Regions from separate parts of the Mus musculus genome. Here region 1 is linked to region 2. Evidence: chromatin contacts called from ENCODE Hi-C or POLR2A ChIA-PET data. All regions are on one chromosome and are shown on one strand. Each heading gives the region's core, a stretch centred on a gene start or an enhancer-like site at or near the end of the contact. The rest is flanking DNA. Distances are from core to core; before and after follow the strand shown.

Evidence for each region. Hi-C counts contacts between places; a loop is a spot of excess contacts on that map. ChIA-PET counts read pairs that join two places held with the same protein, here RNA polymerase II (POLR2A).
Region 1: a loop to region 2 is called in a map of T-helper 2 cell, with 11 times the contacts of the local background. The contact joins the promoter of Dnpep here to the promoter of Aamp in region 2. A Hi-C loop is called at or near these places in 1 of 37 maps with a recorded cell type or tissue (T-helper 2 cell). POLR2A ChIA-PET finds 5 or more read pairs at or near these places in 1 of 5 experiments (embryonic stem cell).

What each region holds. Positions count from the first base shown.
Region 1 is chr1:75,312,516-75,319,769 of GRCm38, forward strand. Dnpep (aspartyl aminopeptidase) reads right to left here and starts at 4,502. Exons shown (of 15, transcript NM_016878.4): 1 at 4,376-4,502; 2 at 4,195-4,288; 3 at 4,026-4,114; 4 at 3,815-3,928; 5 at 3,430-3,555; 6 at 3,104-3,234; 7 at 2,830-2,905; 8 at 2,615-2,722; 9 at 1,849-1,926; 10 at 911-994; 11 at 1-50. The coding sequence starts at 4,288.
Region 2 is chr1:74,280,651-74,287,348 of GRCm38, forward strand. It overlaps Aamp (angio-associated migratory protein), which reads right to left and starts at 4,088. Exons shown (of 11, transcript NM_146110.3): 1 at 3,853-4,088; 2 at 3,236-3,391; 3 at 2,444-2,563; 4 at 1,761-1,900; 5 at 1,377-1,521; 6 at 1,086-1,169; 7 at 877-992; 8 at 679-782; 9 at 439-529; 10 at 133-287. The coding sequence starts at 3,973. It overlaps Pnkd (paroxysmal nonkinesiogenic dyskinesia), which reads left to right and starts at 4,384. Exons shown (of 10, transcript NM_001039509.1): 1 at 4,384-4,487; 2 at 5,192-5,360. The coding sequence starts at 4,421. Gm28364 (predicted gene 28364) reads left to right here and starts at 511. Exons shown (of 2, transcript NR_168296.1): 1 at 511-788; 2 at 1,161-2,064.

The DNA.
Region 1 (7,254 bases), core at 3,252-5,751, 1.0 Mb after region 2:
ATCAGCTCCGTCAGCAGGGACTGTGCTCCTTGTGCACTCTCTGACCCCACCTGGAGATGGCAGAGATTTGACTGTGGGAATCTGGACATGCGCCTGGACTGTAAAAGTGTTCAGGATGGCCCGGGATCCACCTGAGTCACTTGGTAGAGAGAAGTATCCTTAGAGACTCTCCTTTCTGAACATATGACAGTAGACTAGGGCCAGACTAATTCCCAGTCATTCATGGACTAGAAATAGCATTTACTGATGGAGGTTTCCACACTGGTCCCCCACATTTACACCCAGGGCTAGGCAGGTGTTAAAGCTATATAACTAACTACCCAGCTAGAGACAGCATTCCCAGTTTCCTTTGTAACTGAATGTGGCCACACTGGGTTCTGTGAATGTGAGCAATAATGAATTCCATTTCCAGACCACACTCTTGAAGACAAAGGCATCTATTCTCTCTGCCCTCTCCTTTACTGCTGACTGGGTATAGACATGATAGCCAGAGATGGAATAGCCAACTAGCATAATAGACCAGAGACCTATCCAAACCACTAGCTGACCCAGGGAGTTACATGAAAGAGAACATCTACCTGTCAAGCTCCACTATAGCATCTCAAGATTACAGCTAAACAACATAGCTGACAACCCGCTATGTGCCAAGCCACAGACCTGAAAGGATGACCTGTGTAGTGGCCCCATCCTTGGGGTAGGAATGCAGCAAGGTACACATAGAATACAGGCTATGGAATCCATTATAAAAATCTATGCAGGGCCAGGAGGGAACAAGTGCTATGGGAGCACTGGCAGCTCTCCTTCCTCCCTCTTTGGGGCCTCTAGAATGCCCTGGCTCGCTCTGAGTGTGGGCCACCAGGCAGTTACTGACTACTCCACTGAGGGACCTCTGCCCCAGCCCTCCACATACCTCTTCATTGTCGTAGAGTGTGACCATGCGCACATGTGGATCCCTGGCCAGAGAGGCAGGGGATGCACAGGAATCAATCAATGCCTAGATGGGGAGGAGACAGGCTCATTATCCCTGACCTTTGCTTCTTACAACTTTGTCTGCCAGGACCTGGGAGGGACATGCTGCCCTGCCAGGGAAGTGGGCTGGGCTCTCGCAACCTTTCTCTTAGGGTCCTGCCTGGCAGGTGGAGTAGGACCTTTCTAGTGGGATAAGTAAATCCATTCTCTGAGCATTTGCTCTCATACACTCCCATGCAGAAGGCAGGAGGATAATGTTGAAGACAGACTGAAACTATAAGTCCTGGGAGGCCAATGATTATGAAGATCAGTCAAACTGATGGGCTTCTGTTAACAGCTCTAGACATGTCCATGAACAACCCAGCTGGCTGGCTCAGAAGCAGACACAGGCCCCGGAGCTACAGTTACCACCCAAAGCCTATCTCCAGTCACAGACAGGCAGGGAAAGGCAGGTTAGAAAGCAGAGGAGGGGCAAAGGGTAGAAAGCTGAGAAACAGCCTGACTGGGGGAGAGAGACAGTGAAGAACATGAAGGTGACCAAGAGGTACAGACAGCCCTACTGAGGTCCCAAGGATCCCAAAGAAGGCTGGCAGGGGACAAGGAGGAGCTTTAAGTCAGAGGCAGAATGAGAGAAGCAGAAGAAAGTGAGAATTGTTTTTCATGGTGGCAAGGCCTGTTTTCAGACAGAGGTCATTAAGGAAAAGTAAAAGACACCATGGCACCCTGAACACTGTCAGCTCCTGGTCCCAGAGCAGCACAGTAATAGTGATGTCAAGGCTACAGTGCATGGGCCCTTCCCAGTGCCAACAGGGTGAAGGCCTGGCTAAGCAGCCATGTCTCCCCAGCTCTCGTGCTGCCTGGGCTGCTCTGGCTTCTCACCTGCAGGGCACAGAAGCAGCTGTGCAGATTGTCCAGTCGAGGAGCGAAGATGAACTCTTCATAGGCTCCACCCAGGACCTAGAAAGACAGGAGGAACACCTAAGTGCCCGGGCCCTCACCACTTCTCCCTGTTCCCAAGGGCCAGAGCAACTCTTGACTGTTGGCTCAGGAAACTATTCTTGCTGTTCAGCAGAGAATGAAGGCCAGGAAAGGGCATCCTACAGCATCTGACTTGTCTCAGAGGGGCAGGCCAAAGGAGGGCTAAGTGGTCAGTCACCAAAAAAAAGAAAAGCAGCCAGCGATGGTGGGGCACACCTTTAATCCCAGCACTTGGGTGGCAGAGGCAGGCGGACCTCTAAGTTGGAGGCCAGCCTGGTCTACATAGTTCCAGCATAGCCAGGGCTACACAGAGAAACCCTGTCTAATAAAAACAAAACAATGCCGACTAAAAGGAAGAAAACAGCTAACACAAACATAGGACCAAGGAGCCAAAGACTAGCAGCTCCCTACTTAGCACTTGGAAGGCACCAGGCCTCTTGCCCTCAGAGGTTCAGAGCAGACAGGGGCCATGTCACACATCACCCCCAGTCTCAGTAGGACGGTCTTCTGGGGAGATGCTCTGCTTATCTGGGAACTACTGAAAGCAGAGGAAGTGCCACCAACTGGGAAGAACAAGGATGAGACTAACTGAGGAGCTTCGGGGATATGCTATGGCTGACAGGGACCCTGGAGGACCCCACCACGAGGGCCTACAGCCACTCCTTACTGCAGGCTGGGTGTCTGCCAGGCAGAGCTCCATCTCCATGATGCTGTCAGGACTCAGGCCCAGATGGGTACAGAGCAGGGACATGAGGACCGAGTGGTGCCGCTCATCCTGTAAGGCAGGGGATGTTGGAAGGTGGACCTGCTCATCCTTTGCCCCTCTAGGGGACTGGTCTGCTCCCCTCTGCCCACCCTCTCCGGGCCAGGGGAGCTTCTTACAGTGGCACCGAGAGGCCCTGGTTCAGGAGTCCCTTTCTCCAGCTCTTCCTGAACTGCTGTGGCAAGAATAGGGACTCTGTGGGGAAATGGGTTGAGAGAAGGGAGAGGGACAGCCATGAACTTCTAGTCCTCCGACTGATTCCCAGCGCACTCCCCAAATGGATAGAACTGGTTTCCAAACGTGGAACTTGACCACTAAGGGGTGGTCCTCTGTTCCCCAGTGCCATATCCCACCCTCACAGCCATCACAACCCTGGCTCGAATGTGGACTCACAGGTGGATCTCTGTGTTGGGCCCAAAGTTCTCATTGATATTTCGCTGCAGATGGATGGCCAGATGTGGGATGCGCAGGATGGGCCGTTCTATATGGACGAGCCTCTGCTCCAGCCGGCCTGAGGTAGGGCACTGTGGCCAACCGGCCAGGTCAGAACTGGGCACCTCCCAAATCCAGCTGATAAAATCCCTTACTAAACCCAGAATAATCATGTCCCCTCTTCCCCACGAGGACTCTTCACTGGTACACTTAAGAAATGGGAAGACATTCAAGCTTCAGGCTGCCGGAAGTGAGAGCCTCCCCAGTTCCTAGCCCCTCGATACCACCTTGATAATGACGCGTCCAGCCAAGGTCAGGTCCCGGTCGAACCATGTGCTCCAGATCCCACCGCCGTAGGTCTCAACACCGACCTGGTGGTAGCCCACCTGGCTTCGGCGCGATTTGCGTTTCACCTGAGCGTAAGAATGAGAAAAAAGGGAATGTCTGAAAGACAACATCTGGAAGGGAGACTCAGGCAGTAAGTTATACAGAGCAGATAGCACATCAGTTGACAGCTGAAAGTGTATGTGGGGAACATGAGAGCATGGGGCGGGTCTACCTTCTTCCCGGGACCTTGGGATAGGGCCTTGCAAACTCTACCTCCAGGATCTCTTCTTCCCAACCGCCCCCCCCCACACCTCCCTTCAGTCCAAACAAGTCCTAACTTCTTACCCTGAGACAGGGACTGTCCGTGTGGGCCCCAATGAGGCTGAAGCCATTGCCAGGAACATACTGGCCCCCCACAGCAAAAGCAATGATGGAGGAGGAGTTTCTGGTTAAGAAGTACTGGGGGAGAGAGTTGAAAGACAGGGGCGTGAGTTGCTTTATGATCCGGGACACAGGCCTTTGCAATAGTGTCTGCCCCCACGCTATCCCTTAGTACCTTGTTTTCTGGTACGATATCCCAGCCCTCTGTTTCCTTGAGTTCACGGAAGCCAGCCTGGAGGAGGCGGCTGCGGCACTCAGCCACGACTGTAGGAAAAGGGCTCTCTCAGCGATGGAAGTTGGTCAAGTCACTCCCACTCCTAGCCTCCCTAACCCTGGTCACCTACCGTGGAAAGGAGAGGGACTCCGGTTCACGAACTTCAGGAGCTCTCGGGCTGTGGCCTGGATGGCCTCTTTCCGAGCCCTGCCGTTCATAGCCATCTACAGGGAGAAGTGGAGAGTTCAGGTGGCTGCCGGGTCTAGGATCCCTCTTTCAGCCCCCTAGAAATGAGAGCCCCAAGGCTCAACCTCTGCTTCCGAGGACTTCACTGGCGACAGATGTGGATTCCTAGCTCGATCGCTCTCGGCTCAAAGGTTCAGTCCCAGGGCAAGAGGACCTCCACCCAGTTTTGTCCCTGGAGTACAGGATCGGAAAGGCCCGCCCCCTAATCAGATAATCCACGCCCCGCCCAGCTAGGAAATCCCGCCTCCAAGAGGACCTCAAAGCTGGAAAGGCCACTAGCCGGCGCGCCACCGTGTCCGGAATCAAAGCACCACTACACCTGTCCCTTAGCCCCGTCAGTCACTAGACAGCCCTTCCGGCTCCGGGAAGGTCAGGCCACCTCGGAGGGTTTCAGTTTTACTTTGAAACCGGAGTACGCCCGTGTCAGCGCCGCCTTAAGCTTAGCTCCGAAAGGGCGCGCGGCCTGCCACCGAGCCGAAGTGGAGGCGGGACCGGCAACAGCAACACACCTGCATAGCCCCACCGCACTCCGCTCCAGGAGCCGGACTCCGGCCCGCCCCTGACGCTCCGCTCCTCCCTCCCGGATCAGGCCTCGCCTTCGCCGAGCTGTGGGCTCCGCCTCTCGTCAGGCCGCACCGGGACTCCGCCTCTACCAGGCCTCGCCCCGCCCCCGCTGCTCCGCGAGCTCCGCCCCTGTCAGGCCTCGGTCGGGTTCCGCCCCCTCCCGCTACTCGCTCAGCTCCCGTCAGGCCTGGTTCCAAACACGCTGACTGCTCTGTGCCAGTCAGGCCGCGTCCCGCCCTCACTACTCCGAGAGCTCCGCCCCTGTCAGGACGCGTTCCGGTTCCGCTCCCGCCTCACCGACCCGCCTTCCTCCAATCAGGCTGCGTTCTAACCACGTGGACTAGTCAGCTCCAGTCACACCGCGCCCCGCCCCACTGTTCCACTAGCTTTGCCCCGTTAGGAGCCACGTCTCATGACCCGCCCTCATTGCGCCACTAGCTCCGCCCCGTCACGCCTACTCTCCAGACCTTGTCTCCGCTGTCCGGGCTTCCTTGGCAGGCCCCGCCCCTGATGCCTCTCTCGCCCCGCCTCCATCAAGTCGAGTCCTCCAGGCGTTGACCCCCCCCCCTCCGCCCTTTCCTTTGTCAGCGGCCTCGAAGCCGCTGCGAGGCGTTCCGCTCCTGGAGCACCCTCAGGCAGGACGGCCCACCGCGGCGGCGGCAGCGCGCTCTAGCGCCCCGGTGGTGTTAGCACAGCCGCTGACTTCCATGAGTTTATGTTATGATAAACGTTATCGTATGTAATTCTCACAATTTTACTGTCAGCATTTTGTAGACAACGGAATTATGAGAGTAATCTGTCTCTAGTTACAAATGGATGGCACAGCTGGGCTTATGACTCCATAAATTAGTGTGCAGAGCCTAGAACAACTGCAAGAGACTTTCGTAGGCTTTTTTCTATCCTCTTTGGTTAAATGTTATGCTACTTAGTAGGTCTCAGAGGAACACAGAAGTCAGTGACCTTTTCAACACAGCTGTTTGGGTGGCCCTGAGGTTTGATTCTGATACTCATGATTTTTTTTTTCTTTCAGACAGGATTTCAGTTTTGTTCAGGCTTTTCCAGAGCTCACTATGTAGCCCAGGCTGGCCTCAAATCCATGGCAATCCTGCCTCAGTCTTGCAATTGTTGGAGATACAGGCATGAGCCGCCCCTACTGGCTCTTTCTACTCCTTAAAGCAGTTGAGGGGGGCAATTCCAATATTATGTTTCCATGTCAAGAATGTTGAATAGCAATCTTAAAACTCATCCATACATCGATGGATCAGGACTCTTGTGGCTTTGAGGTTCAAAACAGAGTCGACCTACCATGAGTGTAAAAATAGTCTTTCCAGGGATCACAGGTCTCTGGGGTGGGGGTGGGGGGCATCTGTTGCTTTTATACTTGGGATGGAAATGAACAGGGATAGATTCTGGAAAGGTCCTGCCACCCTCACTTCAAAGGGGGCAGTTTCAAGATCCGTTCAGTGGGTGACAGACTACATCTGTGTAGCTTCTTAATCATCCTTTAGATATCATTGTATCCCTACTCATTTGTACAGTTAATTAATTACTCATTAATAATTATGTAAGTCGCATTATGTATGAAGCTGAGTGCTAAGTGGACCATGGGAAGGATGTTCTCATCTGTTCTCTAAGGTCTGGTTACGTGGGGGAGGGGCTACATTCTAAGCTACTGATAGCTAAAACAGGGTATGGTTCTCCATATGAGTGGGTTCTGCATCGTTGAATCCAACTAAGTATTTGGGGTCCTGTGTATTAACTAAGCAGAAAGTACAGACATATTTTAAAAGTAGTATTTATGAGAGCGAGAGATGCTATTAAACTCCAAGTCATGAACATATGAAAGCCCGTCTCATGTCAACCTAGGAAATGTGAGTTTAAAATGATGTTCTGTTTTAATTGATGAGGTAAACAAAACCGGAAACGCTTGGCGATGTCAGGCATTGAAAAAGGCTTGGGGTAACACTTGCCTTTACACTCGATGTTCTGAAATGTAAATATTCCATATGGCTGTTTTCAAGCTATGAACGTGATGCCACTAGAGCTAGACACGGATTTGGGAAGAGTTGTACAGAAAAGCAAGCCACTGTGTGTGCTTCTGCCCGGCAGATGCACTGGACATAAGTAACCTGTACAGCAGAAAGTTTAAAATGTGGTACGATAGTGGAAAAGCTGATGGTTTTAAATTTTAACTGTCTCTGCAATATAATTTGCTTAATTGTACCATAATGCTTTGAGGATTGCTGCGGTTAACAACAGGGTCACCGAATCCTTGGGAATCTCACAGTCAGTTCTCATGAACTGGTGCAGGTCAGTACTCCACCCACACTCACCATCCTTGCTATGAAACATACTGCCAATGAAATACCAGACTGGGGGC
Region 2 (6,698 bases), core at 2,838-5,337:
GCATGCCTTTATTACAGGACACAGTCAGGCACTGGGTCCCGTTTCCCTTAGGAATCGCCTCCCATTCCACAAAGGACCTGTGCTACCTCACACCAGACCCACTTTCTAGAGCTGCCAGCCCATAATGCTTACTTGCTGAGGGCAAAGTCCAGGATCTCAGCAGTGTGGCCCCGGTAGTCAGTAAGCAGGCGGCCAGTCCGGGCATCCCAGAGACGTACAACACCATCCAGGCTACAGGTGTACACCACAGCAGTGCCAGCCTCCCACAGCAGCTGAACAATGCCCGACTGTCCCGGAGTGTGACACAGTAACATAGTAGGGCAGAAGTCAGAAGGGAGAAGAGAGGACCCCAACCCACCCTGAGGAGCCACAGAGGACAGGCTGCCCCTTAGCCAGCACAACAGCCCCTAAGTAGGAATTAAGCCCCAGACATCACACCTGGTGCTGACATTGGTGCCGGAGTGTCTGCGTAGACAGGTCATAGATGGCCAAGGTTCCGTCCAGATAGCCAACAGCGGCCAGAGGCATGCTGGGAAGCAAGTGACACAAAGAAGGCTCTTGAGGTCCTAGATTCATATACCTTCCCTCCTCCTTGGTCTCAATTCCTAGATGCCTCCTCAAAGCCACCTCCTCCCTCAGTCTCTTGGGTCTCCAGGCCAAGGTTCTGCTCACACTCACACACTGCAGAAGCCCAAGGACTCCACGGAGTTAGACTCACTCTCCTCCCCCTCTCCCAGGCTGGGCTGGGAGGCGACTGTCTCAGGTCTGAACACACCCACCACCTACAGGTAAGAAAAGAGGCTCACAGACCTGGACAAAGAGGGAAAAGACAGGGGAGGTGCAGAAGGTCCAGACAAAGAAGCCCAGGCTACTTACCTTGCCAGTGGTGGCACTGACCAGCTTGGCCTGGCAGTCTACAGAGCCAGTCAGGATCAGACTGCCATCCTGGTTGGTGGCTACACAGGTCAGAGGGCCCTGATGACCCTCAGTCCCTAGAACAAGCAGGTGGACAGAGGTTTTGAGTCCTGTACCTGGCTCAGGCTCCTCCCTCAAAGCCAAGGAAAACACCCCGCCCCCTCTGATACCTTTTAGTACATGGATGGGGTTTCCTTGCTTGAGGTCCCAGATCCTGATGGTACCATCTTCATACCCTACCACAGCTCTCTTCCCTAAGGACCAAGGCACGGATAACCAGAGGACAGAGGACACTCAGACACGCCAAGGAAAGAATGAGCAGAAAGGATAGTGTAGGGGGTCCCCAAATTCCCCCTGGAGTCACAGGTAAGACCAAGTATAGGGCAGGAGACTGCAATGACTGAAGTAACCCCAAGTCACTGGATCCACCTGTACCCCCAGGAAGAGATAACTGCTCTCACCATCAGGGAGGACGCGGCCACAGGTTGCAGGGCAGTTGGGGCCCTGAAAGGTCTTACAGTCACCATTCGGGACCTTCCACATCCAAGTGTTGCCATCGGCTGTGCCCGCCAACAGGACAGGAGCCCGAGGGTGCCACTCCATCCACTGATCAGAGAGGGAGGATCAGCAGGCAGGGCCTACTACCCAGCCTACCTAAGTCCATGAGCCTCATCTAAGGTGTGACCTTCTAAGGTCAGCGAGAACTTTACAGGCGAAGAGATACATTGCTAGAGCTGGGCTGCTATGGCTCTAGGCAAACTTCTCCAGGCTAGATCTGGATCCGTCTGCCGCTATCCCTCTCACTTAAGGTCCCAAAGAGTGGAAGCTCACTCCAAGGATCTCACCTCCAGGTCTCCTGCTTCAAAGGACCAGACTTCTTCCTTGGTGTCTACCTGCCATACTTTCAAAAGACCACTCATGTCCCCTGTGGCCACTAGGGTGGAATCGTGACTGAAACCAGCGCATGTCACAGAGTCTTTGTGGCCTGCAGCAAAGAGAAGTAGGCAGGTTTTAAACTCAAGTTTGCCTAAGAGATGTACCAAGTTTGAGGCCAGCCTTGCCAACATCCAAGGCCAACCCAACTATATAACCTTTAAAAAGGTGGCAAAAAAGAACATTAAAAAATACCTAAATGTTGGGGACAAGTGACCCATGCATCTAGTCACTGTTTAAAGGCAACTGAGCAGAAAAGAAAGTAGGAGGACCTCAGCAAAGAAGGGGGCCAAACTTGCTGCAGCTCCAGGGACTAGCACTCCCGTTTCCCAAGAACAGATACTACTGGCCCCACTGTTAAGCAACCAGAGCCTATCTTCTCTGTGCCTCTGTCTACTCCTACCCCAGCACCATGCTCATCTCAGCCAGCCTCTCTTGGCCTATTAGCATGTCCTGTCCAAATGCCTGCCAAACAGTTCTTCCATTGTGGGTCCCTGAATCCGGCACAAGACAGAGGCTGGTAAACGGCAGCTGGGTATTCTCAGGGGCCCCCTGCCAGGACATCCAAAGGAACACAACCTCCCCAGCCTCTCACCTGCACACTCAAAGAGCAGCTCTCCATCACCGAGCCTCCACACGAAGGCCTTGTCGTCTTCGCCCCCTGTCACTGCCAAGGTGTTGGTTTTGGGGTCCAGGCTCACACAGAACACAGACGCTGTCCCAAGACATAGTCCATGAGAATGGGGATGGAACCGGGTTCTCACCTAGAGCTCTGTCTTTCAGAACCTTCAGGAAGCACACTCCCTTTTTCCCCAAAGCCATAGCTGCTCTTTCCTGGGACAGCTGCATCCAGTTCTTGTCTGGAGCCTCAGGTTGTTAGAGAAACCCTTCCAGAGCCCACAGAGCTGTGACCTCCTCTGGAGCATAGCCCCCTGCTGTGCTGTTCCCCTTACCACGTTCTCTGAGGTGCACAGCTGACAGGACAGGCCATACCAGGCTAGGTATGAATTAAGTTATGAGAGTTTCATGAGGCTGGCATCCGAGATTATTATTAATGCCCCTTCTGGAATGTAAACTACCTTTAATTTCCACTTAGGTTACTTCCATTCACTTTCATACAAGATTTTATATATATATATATATATATATATATTTTAAAGAATACCAAGATCCAGAAAGCTAACAAAGCTGACAGACTGCTAAACAGCAGAGGTAGGATTTGAACCCAGGGGTCACACTTAACCCCAGTGCCCTATGGCCCTTCCTTTGAATATCCTGCAGGCCAAAGTAGGTGGCTTTCACTTTGGTCTCTTATAATAGCTGCCTAGGACCAACAGGCCATACTCAAAAGCCCATCTGCACTGATCTGAGATGTTCAAAGGCCTACCTGAGTGCAATGCAAAGGTGACCTCACTATCATCCGGGCCCTCCATGCTACCGACCACCCCTTCCTGGGGTTCCAAGACCCAGCCCTCGTCATTGCCCTCTTCTTCTTCTTCCTCTTCCTCAAAGTCCACGTCTTCCATCTCCTGGGCCAGATCATCTGCTTTGAGAGAAGCGTTAAAAGATGGAGCTCCAAAGATAATACAAGGAATGGGGTAAGGGTTAAAGAATGAAAAAGGTGAAGCTAGGGTGGGTCGTGTGGCCAAAGGTTAAGATGTTGTCTCACACGTACCGAGCAGGAAGAGAGCACTTGGGGGGCGGGGAGGGGGAGAGAGGCTAGGTCTGAAGATCTGGTGTTGGCCAGCGACCGTGTGGGAAGAGAGGACAGAGGGCATGATGGGAAGGGGGTGTGTGAGGGGAAGGGCTAGGGGAGGCGTCAGGGAACCCCCACCCAGCCAGGCCTAGAAACTAAAGGTGGGGGGTAGGGGAGGAGGTCTGGGAGAGAAATGTCGGTAGGAACGACCGGTAGGGAAGGGGGGAGGGGGGACTGGGGAGAAGCAGGGGTCAGAGGCCAGGGGTGAGCGCCTCTTGTCCCGTGGCCTCAGGAGCGTCAGTTCTCACCCGGGTCCGGCGGGCCTGGATCCAGCTCTACCACCTCAATGATCTCTTCATCTCCGTGAAAGCTCAGAGTCTCCAGAGGCGGGGTGTCAGCGGCCGCTCCGCTCTCCGATTCGGACTCCATGCGGCGAAAGCTACCGATCCACTTCTCTGGGCCCAAACGCCTCCCAGAGTCAGCTCTGCGCGACGACGCGGAACTCGAGCCCCTCCTCCCGGGAGGAAGTAGGCGTAGGTGACTCCCGGCCGAAAGAGCGACGGCATCCGGGCCAATGGCGACAGTGGTGGACTAACAGAGCCGCCAATCATAAGGCAGAACTAGGATGACCAGGCCGGGGCGTGGCGGGAGAGCCCAAGCTCCACCTTACATGACTCCGCCCCCAGCTGAAGGGAAACAAGCGAGCGTGCGCGCCTCCAGGGTCTCCTGGGAGGAGTAGTTCTCCGGGGCCCGCTACGCGGACTTCTGGGAAATGTAGTTTTTGCTCTGTAGGCAGGACGGAAGGCGCGGGGGAGGCCCCTTACGCAAACTACAATTCCCGACGGGGAGCGCAGTGAAGGGGGGTGGGACCCGAACATGGCGGCGGTGGTAGCTGCTACGGCGCTGAAGGGCCGGGGGGCGAGAAATGCCCGCGTCCTCCGGGGTAAGGAGAGGGACCCTCGGGAGGGCAGGGTTTTAAAAGATTCCGTTTCCTTTATATCCCACCCAGCGCGACAGCAGGAAGTCAGCATGCCAATTGCTGCCCACACCTCTCTGCAAGATCTTAGAGAGTCTGGGGGTGAAAAGATGCTCTAGAGGTCACCCAGTCCAACTCCTGCGTTTAGGTTGCGCGGCGTGTCTAGGGTCTTATTGCTAGAGAGGGTACCAAAGAAACCTTTAGACTCCCGCGCCCCAGGGGTTTCACACTCACCGCAGTGCAGAGGAAAGAGCCCTGGGCATCTGGAGGCTTGAGTTCTAGCACTGAGTAATTAGCGGTTTGACCTTGTGCGAAGCAGCTCGTCTTCGGGCTTCAGCTTCCTCTTCGACGGGATGGAGTTAGTTATCCTTAAGGATAGCTTAAGGTCCTGCAGTTTTAAAACAGTTCCCCGGATTTCCTTCATACGTATGTCTCCGGTGAGTTCCTCTGCAGTCCTTCCCAGCCTGACTTCTGAATAGAACAGCAGCGAAGCTCACTGCCTTGGCACCAGGGTGAGGAGCCCGCAGTGACGTTTAAGTAGCCTTCCAAAGGTGTCACCCGATGGCGATTTTCCCATTTCTCTTTAGATTCTTCACTGCACTTGTTACTCCAGACTGCAGTCACTCCCCTTCCTCATCTCCCATACTGACATGCCATACTTTCATTCACAGGGATCCTCTCTGGAGCCACAGCTAACAAGGCTTCCCAGAACAGGACCAGAGCACTGCAGAGCCACAGCTCACCAGAATGCAAGGAGGAGCCCGAGCCCCTCTCCCCTGAGCTAGAATACATTCCCAGAAAGAGGGGCAAGAACCCCATGAAAGCCGTGGGGCTAGCCTGGTGAGTTTAACTGCTCCCTTTGCCTACCAGTGGGGAGTGCATTGAAAGGTGTGGGGACCTAGAAACTTCTCTGAAATGCGGGTGGAGAGCTGAATCCAAGGGAAGGAAATTGCTGGAGTCAAGGGATGGACTCTCAGAAGGGGGGGGGGGGCTAGGGTGGAAAAATATGTAAAATTGGGGGATAGTGGCTTTTCTGTGGAGCAAATTGAGCTGATCTGATTTGAATTTGAGTCACTGGATTCATCCTTCCCTTTGGGAGCAGGGGTCACATTCCAATCCCAGTAATTAAGTGTCAGATTGCGTTGTGTAGAAGCTAGACGTGTTTCTGTGAATTCTGTGGATCTGATTCTGGCCTTAATACATATTACTGATTATCACTCACTAAAGTAAAAGGAAGGGAAATTAACATTTTTTTCCATCCAATGTCTGAGGTATGACAATACTTTGCCATATAACGTTTGAAGCTTTCTGAGGTAAACCTTGCATTTCCATCCCTCCAAGGAGGGAACAGAGGCTCCCAGCTGTGATTGTCACCAGCTCTTGTGGCTTCCTGTTCTTTGGCCCTTACCAATGCCCTCTTTCAGTTGTAGCTGCTAAGACTGAGAGTTGGTCGATGTACCTTAGTGGTTGTGCACAAGCTTAACACCATAAAGAAAAATAAAGAGGTCTGGCACGGGACATGAGACAGTGTATGCAGGGAGGTCCTTTGCTAACTCAGAGCAAGCCTGGGCTACTTAGGCTATCACACAGAAGCATTCAACACAAGTGAAGAGACTCATGAATATCAGCCGTCAGAGGAGAAATGAAGAGGTAGGTAGGACCACACTGGGCTTTGAGTACTATGCCTAGGAGTTTGGAGTTGGCTAGGATGTAATAGAGCACTATTACGGTTGTCTAAAGCAGGCAGCAGCAGGAGGCTCTGGTTTGTGGGGTCCCTCCAGCACTCAGCACAAAGGACAGGTAGACGTAAGATGTCTCACCACAGCATTTGTACAAGTGACAAAGCTGGCCTGATTCTTCTAGCTCCTCTGGCTCAGTGCCAGTCCCTGCCCAAACCCGGTACACATCTCCCCATCCCTAGGGCCATCGGCTTCCCCTGTGGTATCCTCTTCTTCGTCCTCACCAAGCAGGAAGTGGACAAGGACCGATTGAAGCAGATGAAAGCTCGTCAGAACATGCGGGTGTCCAACACGGGCGAGTATGAGAGCCAGAGGTTCAGGGCTTCACCCCAACAAGCCCAGTTCCCTGAGGTTGGGTCTGGGGCCCAGACCTGAGTGAGGATCACTGCAACCTTGTGCTAGACTATTGACTGCCGTCTTGTGTGGCCATGGCTCCTGA